3 separate regions of the Homo sapiens genome follow, and all the other regions are linked to region 1. Evidence: chromatin contacts called from ENCODE Hi-C data. All regions are on one chromosome and are shown on one strand. The core of a region is the stretch at or near the end of the contact, and the rest is flanking DNA. Distances in the headings are between cores, read along the strand shown.

Region 1 (3,292 bases), core at 226-2,725:
TTTAGGACTTATAGACCATAGTAAGGAGCTTAGATTTTATTCTAACGGTATTAAGAATGGAGGCTTACACTGAGGTCTTGGAGAATCAAGCAAAGCACTGGGAAAGCAGAAGCATGAGGCCTGGCCAATCTCAATCTCTGAGACTTCCAAGGTTCCAGCATGAATATTAGCAGCCACCATTACTGGACCAGATGCCCCTCTGAGGGTTGCATCAGGCTTTTAATTCTCCTGAGAGGAGGCAGCAAATGAGCAAGGAGGAAAATTCCTCTGTACCAGCATTGGAATCCTGAGGATGGCAGTGAGGAATCCACCCCAGGAGGCAGAGAACCAGCCAGAGCCTTGCACAGAGTCTTTCCAGAGCTTAAGCTCTGTGCGGTACTAGAGTCCCTCTGCCTTTCTTTCAGGCTCTTGGTGCTGAGAAAGGAAGAGCAATGCTCCTTCTCTCTCTAAACCAGAAGTTCTCCACTAGGAGGGCATTTTAATTGTTCATGCCTGAAGCCCAGATGAACTGTGCATTCCTGACCACATTTAATGATTTCATCAAAAAGGCAAGCATTTTAGGATAAAGGTCCATTGAGGAAGAGTGTAAATTGGCCTTCAGTTCATTAAGTGCAGACAGAGCAAGGAGCCCAGAGAAGGTGGAGATCAGAGAACTAACCTTTCACGGTGGCCTCTCAGGGCTGATGGTGTTCTTTATTGCCCTCGAATTCTCACTGTTCTCTCTCTGTCTGCCTGTCTCTCTCTCTCTCTGTCTCTCTCTCTCTGTCTGTCTGTCTCTCTCTGTCTCTCTCTCTCTCTCCCTCTGTGTGTCCTTGCTTTTCCATTTTCATTTTATGACCTGGAAATGTTTATCAGTCTCTTTGGTTATTTTCTCTTCTTGTCAGCTTCATCTCCTTAGAAGTCCTTATTTTGAAGTCACTCTTCAGTTATACAATGTCTTAAAAATCATGAAGATTGAAAAATATATTTTGCATGTGAATAGACATTTACCTAATTTAAAAAAAATTTTAAGTTCAATGTTTTCCAAAACTAAAACTACCGTAATTGGTTGTGGACTACCTGACTATGGACTGCTGATGGTGAACCAAGTCTCCTAGACTAGACATCTTGGTCCCTCACTTAGGGGCAGATGGAGAAGGACAGGCCAGAAGAGGATGTGGTCACCAACCTTTCTGTCCATGCTATCCTCCCTCCATGAACTCAGGACGCGCAACAGCCTGTAGGCATGCTCCTCCTTGCTCTGCACGTTGAAAGTGTTCAAGGCAAACTCCACTGTGGCGAGGAACATAGGATCCTGGACTATTTTATTATTACCACCCATTTCCTCTTCAGAACACCAGGCATAAGTCACCAGGAGCTGGAAGCCCATGAGAAGCAGTGACAGTGCCCAGGGCATAGCCTTCCTCCTCTGCGGACTCGACATGATGCAGGCTCCAGCAGCCCTTGCCTTTGCCCTTCAGATCCCTGGCGTCCACTGGAGCCTTCCAGGGCTCAGGTCTGGCCTTTAAATTCACCTGCTGGGGCAGAAACTCCTCCCTCCAGGCCTCACCTCTGCAGTTACACCCTGTCTCTCCCACACATGGCCTCCCTTCTTCCAAAGGCGTTTAAATCATCTCCTGTTTAGGGGAGAGGAACAGCACCCAGGCAGGTGGGTTGGAAAAGACTAGCAATGGGAGAGATAGTGCCCTGAACATGAGGCCCAGCCCCAGCTGCCCCAGCACCTCCGCAGGCTAAAGGAGACCTCTACTGGGCGCCCCAGAGTCAGAGCCCGGCACAGGAACACAAGTGTGAGAGGTATGAGTGGAAGGTGAGCCCTGGACTCAGCAGTGGGGGTGGGCTGGGAGGGGGAGGTTAGGTGGAAAGGCAGAGACAAAAGGATGGAAAGGGATGACAGTGGATGCTAGTATCATGGGTGAGCAGGTACAGCGCCCCGAGAAAGCACTGGGCCTCTTGAGAGAGAGGCGGGGAGCCCGGGAGGATTGGCGGGATGTCCTGCAGGTGTCTGCTCCCCCGAGGGTCTCGGGAGGGGGGCACCAGCCTGGGGGTCGTGGGCAGAGGTTGAGGAAATCAAGAGCAGGAGCCCCCAACCCTGTTCTCTGCACCTCCCTAAATGCAGCTTCCCAGCCCAGGGACGCGCTGCCAAGTGCTGGTACTAGGGGCCTGGCTAGTTATGGCTGCCCCTATTCCTCAAAGGTGTTTCCAGGACGGGTGGCCGCTTGCAATTGGAGCAGTGGAGAACCAGAAAGACGAAGATGCCCTCAGGGATGGCTGAAGTGCACCCATTAGGTTGTCACGGGTTCCCTCCTGTGGCCACAGCCGGCACAGCACTCTGCGGCACAGTTTGTGGGTGGAGATTCTGAGTTCTCGACCAAGACCCACATAGCCTCCAACTCCAACCGCAAATGGGGCTCTCAAAAGACTGAATAATGCACTCTTCACAGACCAGACTTAAGCTTTGTCCCTGTGAAATATGCCTTTGATGTTTATCCGTAGCTCCTTGTAAACTTCAGAAGCAACCAGCATCCCCTGATGTCACGTTAAAAAGCAAGTTCCTAGTTTCCCCACCCAAAGATTCTGACCCAGTAGCTGTGAGCAGGGCCAGGGAAACTACATTTCTCACCAGCTTCCAGAGGATGGTTGTGTTCCCGGTCTCAGAACCATACTTTGAGTGGTGCAGGTTCAGAATACTTCCTGGGAAGTGCATACAGACCAAACCACATATGAGAAGTAACTCAGCTTGAGGGGCATGGAGGTCAGGGGATGAGAATGGCTTTTGTGGGGCACACAGGATGGGGGACAGGCTTAGACAGCATGCCTGGTGATAAAGAATAAGAGTTTGTTTCTAGACCCTGTTTGCAAAGAAAAAGCAACTCAATGTGACAATTCCAGGAAAGCAGCCAGATGTGCCAAAAACATCACCCAAGGAGTCTGTATCCTTTCTCTGATGGCGTTGAGTTCACTGGAACTGCAGCTGAAGCGTAACTAATGTGGTTTCTTAGCTGGAGAGTGATGGTGCACGTAGGGGTAGGAAGGGGGTGTCAGTGAGGGCGGAAATGCCTTTGTGGGTTTTGGGATGAGCAGGCCATAAGGTGCTGTGAGAACTAGAATCCTGATGCCTGGAATAGGTTGCGAGTGTCCTGAGAGAGGCCTGCAATGCCCATGGAGGTCACTCTCACCTTGTAAGTTCAGCGGCTGACAAACTTGGGGCATCCTGCCAATTGCCAGTGGCTCCCCCACCATTCTGAGGGCCGATACCCACATGTGCTCCAAGGGAGTGCCCACACTCACTCTT
Region 2 (3,362 bases), core at 331-2,830, 380 kb after region 1:
AAAGGCTGAAGATGCAGGCTGGGGCCCATCCCACAGGACATCCTAGGTCCCATAACAACTGGCTTTTGCTCTGTGCCATGCAGGCTTAGGGCAGAGGAATGAGCAGGCTGGGGAGTGTTTTCACAGGGTCCCTCTGGCAGCTATGACGGGGATAAGGATAAAGTCCAAAGGGGAGGCTGTGGGTATCAACCAGGCAAGAGATGATGGCCTGGGTGGGAGAAAGAGAAGAATCAAGGATGGCGCCGACTAGCGAGGTAAACTCTGCAGAAGGGGCAGGTTTGGGGATGGTCAGGAGCTTGATTTTGGATACTTCATCAGACCTGAAGAGCATGGGTGCACGTATAAAAAAAATAAATAAATAAGCATGGGTTCACGGGCAAGGGCGGGCTGAGAGATGAACATGGAGGTATTGACATTGAGTGGCTGCTGGATGCCATGAGCCTGGCCAAGGTCCCCAAGGCAGTGGCGAGGAGGAGATGAGGAGGTCAAGGAGGAGACAGAGAGGATGGACCCGAAGGCCGAAGAAAATGCCTCAAGGGAGTTTCAACACCGGGCGCGGTGGCTCACGGCTGTAATCCCAGCACTTTGGGAGGCCGAGGCCTGTAATCCCAGCACTTTGGGAGGGCGGATCACGACGTCAGGAGATCGAGACCATCCTGGCTAACACAGTGAAACCCCGTCTCTACTAAAAATACAAAAAATTAGCCGGGTGTGGTGGCGGGCGCCTGTAGTCCCAACTCCAGAGGCTGAGGCAGGAGAATGGCGTGAACCCGGTAGGCGGAGCTTGCGGTGAGCCGAGATCAGGCCACTGGAATCCAGGCTGGGCGACAGAGGGAGACTCCATCTCAAAAAAAAAAAAAAAAAAAAAAAGAGTCTGGCTCTGTTGCCCAGGCTGGAGTGCAGTGGCGTGATCTCGGCACATCACAATCCCTTCCCCACCCCCGGGTTCAAGTGATTCTTGTGTCTCAACCGCCGGAGTAGCTGGGACTACAGGCGCATGCCACCATGTCTGACTAAATTTGTATTTTTACTAGAGACGGGGTTTCGCTATGTTGGCCAGGCTGGTCTCCAACTCCTGAGCTCGTGATCCGTCCGCTCCGACCTCCCAAAGTGCTAGGATTATAGGCATAAGCCACCACGCCCGGCCTCTTTTTTTTCTTTTTCTTTATTTGGAGACTGAGTTTTGCACTTGTTGCCCAGGCTGGAGTGCAATGGCGCGATCTCAGCTCACTGCAATCTCCACCTCAGCAGGAGAGCAGGAATCTTCAGTGATCCACGGGCAGATCTGCCGCCATTGTGGGCACCTGTTCCTCCCGCGACCTTTGTGCCCGTGTCTCTCCTTCCAGTACCTATTGCATGACCCCCCACGTCCGCCTCCCGCCATTGCCAGCAAGTGCCTTGCGCGGGTACCTGGCTGCGCTTATTAATCCGTTAAGCTCACTCTGTCACCGGCGCCATTAAGTGCTCACGCGCCCACTCCCTCAGGTTTAAAAGGCGCGTTGCCCGGCAGCAGAAGAAACTGCTGGCTTCGCCTTTGGCCGAGTTGGCGGCTGGACGAGGACGCAGAGCCCAGCTCTCGAGAGTTCAAGCAACCGACGGTTCCCCAGGGCTCCCAGGAGCGGTTACCTGGGCACTCTGTGCCCCTCCTTCCTGTTCGGGCCCAGGCCTAGGACCTGCCAGTAGGGCTCAGTTGCCTGGAGCCGGTTCAGCCCATCCCCCAGTTCACTTTGCTTGTGGGATCTCCCCGTTGCTCCTGCCTGTGGACTGAGTGGCAGGCCATCCTACAAGCACCCGGACACTTGACATCAGTGGTGTCAAGACAACTCTAAGAAGGTTTTCCGTGATCCTGCAAGCCCTGCGTTCCTTCCTGGGATCCTGCTTTCAATTTGATTGCACAGGTACCACAGCAAGCCAGTGCTGTGTGCTCTGAGTTCCAGGGCGTCCTCCAGCTCAGCCACTCCACTGAGCACAAGGACTCTCTGTGGGGCCCAGGAGCCGGGAGTCACCCCTTTGGTGTCCAAAACACCCGGCTGTCCCCAGACTTGTGTCCAGGGAAGACAGTGTTGAGGGCCCTCAAGGAGAGCGGGGCAGGGATGCCTGAGCAGGACAAGGACCCTAGAGTCCAAGAGAATCCTGATGATCAGAGAAGGGTCCCCGAGGTCACCGGGGATGCACGGTCTGCATTTCGGCCCCTGCGGGACAATGGAGGCCTCTCTCTCCCTTTGTGCCCGGGCCCGGGCCTCTGCAGACAGACCTCCATACCCAGAGGTGAGAAATCAGATATAACCAGACATCCCAGACCTCCTGGACGAGCTCCTGCACCAAACGAAATGCCATCTCCAGCTCCTGCAGCTCCACGGGAGGCTTGCCGGGGCTAAAGCGGAGGAGGGGACCAGCCTCATCCCACAGCCAGCTGACCCTCAGTTCCTCAAAGACAGTGGGTGAGGACAGGCTTCAGGCTGTCTCTTCGGGTCACACCCAGTGTGAAAAGGCAGCAGATATAGCACCAGGGCAGACACTCACCCTCAGGAATGACTCCTCCATATCCGAGGCCTCTAGGCCCAGTATACACAAGTTTCCCCTGCTGCCATGCAGGCGAGGGGAGCCTTTGATGCTGCCACCTCCCTTAGAGCTGGGGTACCGGGTCACTGTTGAAGACCTGGACCGGGAGAAGGAGGCAGCATTCCAGCGCATCAATAGTGCACTGCAGGTTGAGGACAAGGCCATCTCGGACTGCAGACTCTCACGGCCTTCCCACACTTTGTCCTCACTTGCAACAGGGACTTCTGGTCTGCCTGCCGTTTCTAAAGCACCCAGTATGGATGCACAGCAGGAGAGACACAAGTCCCAAGACTGCCTGGGCCTACTGGCCCCCCTAGCACCTGCTGCAGAGGTCCCCTCTACAGCTCCCATGTCTGGGAAGAAGCACAGACCACCAGGCCCCCTGTTCTCCTCCTCAGATCCCCTTCCTGCCACCTCTTCCCACTCCCAGGACTCAGCCCAGGTCACCTCGCTGATTCCTGCCCCCTTCCCAGCTGCAAGCATGGATGCGGGCATGAGAAGAACAAGCCCTGGCACTTCTGCTCCTGCAGCCGCAGCAGCCCCTCCCCCCTCCACATTGAACCCCACGTTGGGGTCACTACTAGAGTGGATAGAGGCCCTTCACATTTCTGGGCCTCAGCCACAGCTGCAGCAGGTGCCCAGAGGTCAGAACCAGAGATCCCAGACCTCCCGGACCAGCTCGTGCCCCAAACGAAAGGCCATCTCCAGCTCCTACAGCTCTACGGGAGGCCTCCCGGAACGAAAGCGGAGGAGGGGGCCAGCCTCATCCCACTGCCAGCTGACCCTCAGTTCCTCAAACA
Region 3 (3,658 bases), core at 171-2,670, 490 kb before region 1:
GTCCTTGGAGGCACGACTTCTGTGTCTGGTGGAACTGTGCAGCATGGCTCAGACCCACAAGCTGTGTGATGGCTTATCATCCCTGTGTAGGCAGGGCATGCTGAGCCAGGCTGACTGGACACCTCTGTTCAGGAAGCATTACCATCCTACCAGCAAGAGCAGGTGAATAGTTTACATGGTAATTAGCCAGCATGCACTGTTCCCATGTGTTCATTCATTTGTTGAAAAACAAAATAAGACAAAACACTCCTTCCTGGCCCTACTAGCTCCCTGGCTTTTCTAGAATATGCTAAGCACAGGCCACTTCAGAAACTGTGAGTTCACCTCTCCCCCTGCCTGGATACTCTTTCTTGTGGTGTTCTCCTCATAGCTCACACACTCAGCTTCTGCAGGTACTTGCCCCCTCCCCCACATTCCCAGGTCTTACCTCCCTCACCTCCCCATCTTCCTTCATTGCACTGGTCACCTTACAGCTCTACAAGAGCAGAGGCTCGCCTGATGTGTGACTAATCCATCCTTAGTACCTAGAGCAGTAGCTGGAGTATGCATCTACGTGGCAAAGGTACTACATGAACACATGGGTTCAGAGTTCAGCCCATTCCACATGCATCTGCAACTCTTCGTCAGGCCCCAGAATGCAGCAGGAGTTTGATACCTGCCATGGGGGCATAAGGAGCAGCAGGCATTGATTGATGGATGGGCTGCCTTACTCTGGTTTCTGCAAATAAAAATAAGAACAATCCAGTCAAGGTAGACAGGAAAAGCCCTGTTAAATTTCTCCTATCAGCTTGCCACTGGAATCCTGCTGCTGTTGCAGAGACCTGGAGACATGGATGGCTTTAGAGGCCCCAGCAGGCACAAGACCTGGTGCACAGGCCCGAGCCAGGCTGGAGAATGACTCAGAGGGCAGGGAGGATAGAGGACCACCAGCCATTTGTCCCGTGAGTTGCATTAGACCAGGAAAGCCAAGAACCACTTCAACTAGTTGAGGAAAGCTGTGCCTGTTATGCTATGTCCTTCAGAGAGCTTTACATTTTTACGAAGTCCAGAATAGCTGTTGGTCGTCTCACAGATACTTACTTACCCTGCTGCCTCAACCTCCCTCCACCATTCACTGTCCTGATGAAATCAGATGATTTGCGAGCAGAGCAACCTTGAGGGGAAATGACAGCCCCTGAGTTCAGTGTAGTCTCAGGCTGGGCACAGAGGCCAGGCAGCCCCCCGTGGGCCTGGGGTGGGCTGGGCACTGGGAAGGAATTGGCATTTGCTCTGCACCTGCTCTGTGACGAGGCACACACAGTTTACATCTAGGGTGCCACTGCATTCTTACATTTTATTTTAACTTTACATTTTATTTTAAAGAAACTCAGGCTTGGACAGTGAAAGAGACTTCCTTGTCTGTGGGCACACAGCCAGCCAGCAGCAGAACTGAGCTTCTTCCTGCTCCCAGACCAGCCCTTCCCCACTCCCCCACAATCTAGAAGCTGTTCTGGAAGCCGCTGACTGCCTCTTGTCCTTGAGCAGACTTCCTGAGGTCTACACCACCTCTCTGGTTCCTGGAGCAAGGAAGGCAGGTGTTTGTGTCTTCTGGCCAAGGATTCTCAGGAACCAAGAGAAGGGATGGTAACTTTGACACTTCTGTTTTCAGAATTGCTCCTTGTTCTTCCCACCGCATTAGAGCATCGACTGCTGCTTCCTCCAGTGGGACCCATCCTGGTGCTGGCAGGTTGCTCCAAGTGTGGGCACCGACACATGCTGGGCAAACCAGCCCTTGAACCAAGAATTCCATTTGCTGAGTCTGAGAGGCCAGGTTCTCTTTGGAGTCTCAGTTGTAGCCTGTAACATTTGGGCTCTCATAGGCCATATTTCCCACCGCTGTCCTTAAATAGTACTTTAGTCAGATCAGATAACATTACCATACGCTCTAACTCTCCTGTAACTACTAAACCGAAACATTTACAAATATGATAAAACAAGCCTAGAACACCAGAATGGTTCAATTTAACACAGTGATGTAACACAACAACAAAAGGACAGTTCCTGGCTAACACCAAGTCTCAGCCTTCAGAGCGCCATGGGGCTCACAGTGTAGGTTCCCCCAATTCCGAATTACTGGGAAACTCCATTTGCCCAGCAGGGCACTGGGCCCATGCGGCCTTCATATGACAAGGAAGTATCATTTAACCTGAAGGACTGCTTCTGGGTCCTTTTTGTTTTTGTGTGGTTTTTTTTTTTTTCTTTTTTTCTTTTTTTGACAGAGTCTTGCTCTGTCTCCCAGGCTTGGGTGCAGTGGTGAGATCTCTGCTCACTGCAACCTCCGTCTCCTAGGTTCACGCAATTCTCCTGCCTCAGCCTCCTGAGTAGCTGGGATTACAAGTGCCTGCCACCATGCCCAGCTAATTTTTGTATTTTTAATAGAGACGGGTTTCACCATTTTGGCCAGGCTGGTTGTGAACTGCTGACCTCAAATGACCCTCTCACCTCAGCCTCCCAAAGTGTGGGGGTTACAGGCGTAAGCCACTGCACTTAGCCATGGTTTTATCTGCCACAAAGAAAACGGTTCTATTGGGCCCTCTAAATGGAAGCATGGGCTCCGAGAAGTCCCAGCCATTCTGAGTTGCGTAGCGGGCCTCCCAGTCCCATAGGCCTGACCCCTACCTCTTTTTCTTTATTGCCACCCAAAAATGTCCCATACATAACATAACTGCAGAAAGCTGATTATCCCAAAGGAGTCATCTGAAAACCTGAGTTCTGTAAAACACTGATCTAGACTTTTAGATTTCTTACTCTTTTTGAGGTTTTATCCTCTAACTTTTTCTTAACTATCGATGTCACCTGGAAAGTATTGTTTTTAATGCAACGTGTCATAATAATGAAACTAAAAACCATCAACTTATCTCTACTAATGTAATTTCAAATTCCAAATGAAAATAAAAGGCTATCCAAATTGATAAATTCTTCTCCAATAAATTAATTACTTATATTAATCTCATTAATTTGACTAGAACTCAGTTTTCTTTCAAAAAATGTCTGCGTCTTTATTGTTGCATAAGAGTGGTTGACTGTAGTCATTTCCCCAAAAGTTCCCCAGAATAAATATAAAAAACCCAGACTGAGTGAATTTCAACTTTCGAGTTCCATGAGGTTGTTCTCTTGGCTATGAGATAATTTGTAGTCAGGGCTATGGTACTTCTGAGAACCCACACAGATGCTGCAGCTCTAAACCCAAGAAGCAGCTGCAGTTTCTTTCTCACATGATTACATTTGAAGGTAATATTGTGCAATTTACAAAGAAGGGAAAGCTCAGAGAGGTTATGCAAGCCTCCCAAGGTCACACAGTGAATTTATAGGTTGGGTCAGGACTCAAGCTTAAGTCTCGGGATTCCTAGTTCAATGTTTTTACCTTGGCTAATTAAAGGCTGGACTGACAGAAGAAAATTATTTCGAACAAGCAGCTTTCCTTATTTCCAAAATCCTGCTTTGCTGCTGGAGCCCCCAGGAATGCATGGGAGGCTCACTGCGGATGCAGTTCCTGCCCCTCTTTTCACGCCAGCTCCACATCTTGAGTCACAGTCATGCCCACTTTCTCTGGCATCATAGGTCTTAAGCAACTTTTTCTACTCACGTACATGTTCATACCAGGGAAATTTTTTCCATG

The links. Hi-C counts contacts between places; a loop is a spot of excess contacts on that map.
Region 2: a loop to region 1 is called in a map of ovary, with 5 times the contacts of the local background. The contact joins the promoter of GGTLC1 here to the promoter of CST9 in region 1. A Hi-C loop is called at or near these places in 1 of 168 maps with a recorded cell type or tissue (ovary).
Region 3: a loop to region 1 is called in a map with no recorded cell type, with 2.7 times the contacts of the local background. The contact joins the enhancer-like site here to the promoter of CST9 in region 1. A Hi-C loop is called at or near these places in 1 of 37 single-sample maps with no recorded cell type.

The regions. Positions count from the first base shown.
Region 1 is chr20:23,604,442-23,607,733 of GRCh38, forward strand. It overlaps CST9 (cystatin 9), which reads right to left and starts at 1,476. Exons shown (of 2, transcript NM_001008693.3): 1 at 1,169-1,476. The coding sequence starts at 1,423.
Region 2 is chr20:23,987,199-23,990,560 of GRCh38, forward strand. It overlaps GGTLC1 (gamma-glutamyltransferase light chain 1), which reads right to left and starts at 1,581. Exons shown (of 6, transcript NM_178311.3): 1 at 1,411-1,581. It also overlaps the pseudogene POM121L3P.
Region 3 is chr20:23,112,776-23,116,433 of GRCh38, forward strand. No RefSeq gene overlaps it. Among named protein-coding and RNA genes, the nearest start is that of LINC00656, 18 kb to the right of the region's middle. Within about 2 kb of position 1,421, at least 6 of the 41 ENCODE cell types and tissues checked have a DNase peak (open chromatin) inside an H3K27ac peak, as active enhancers do.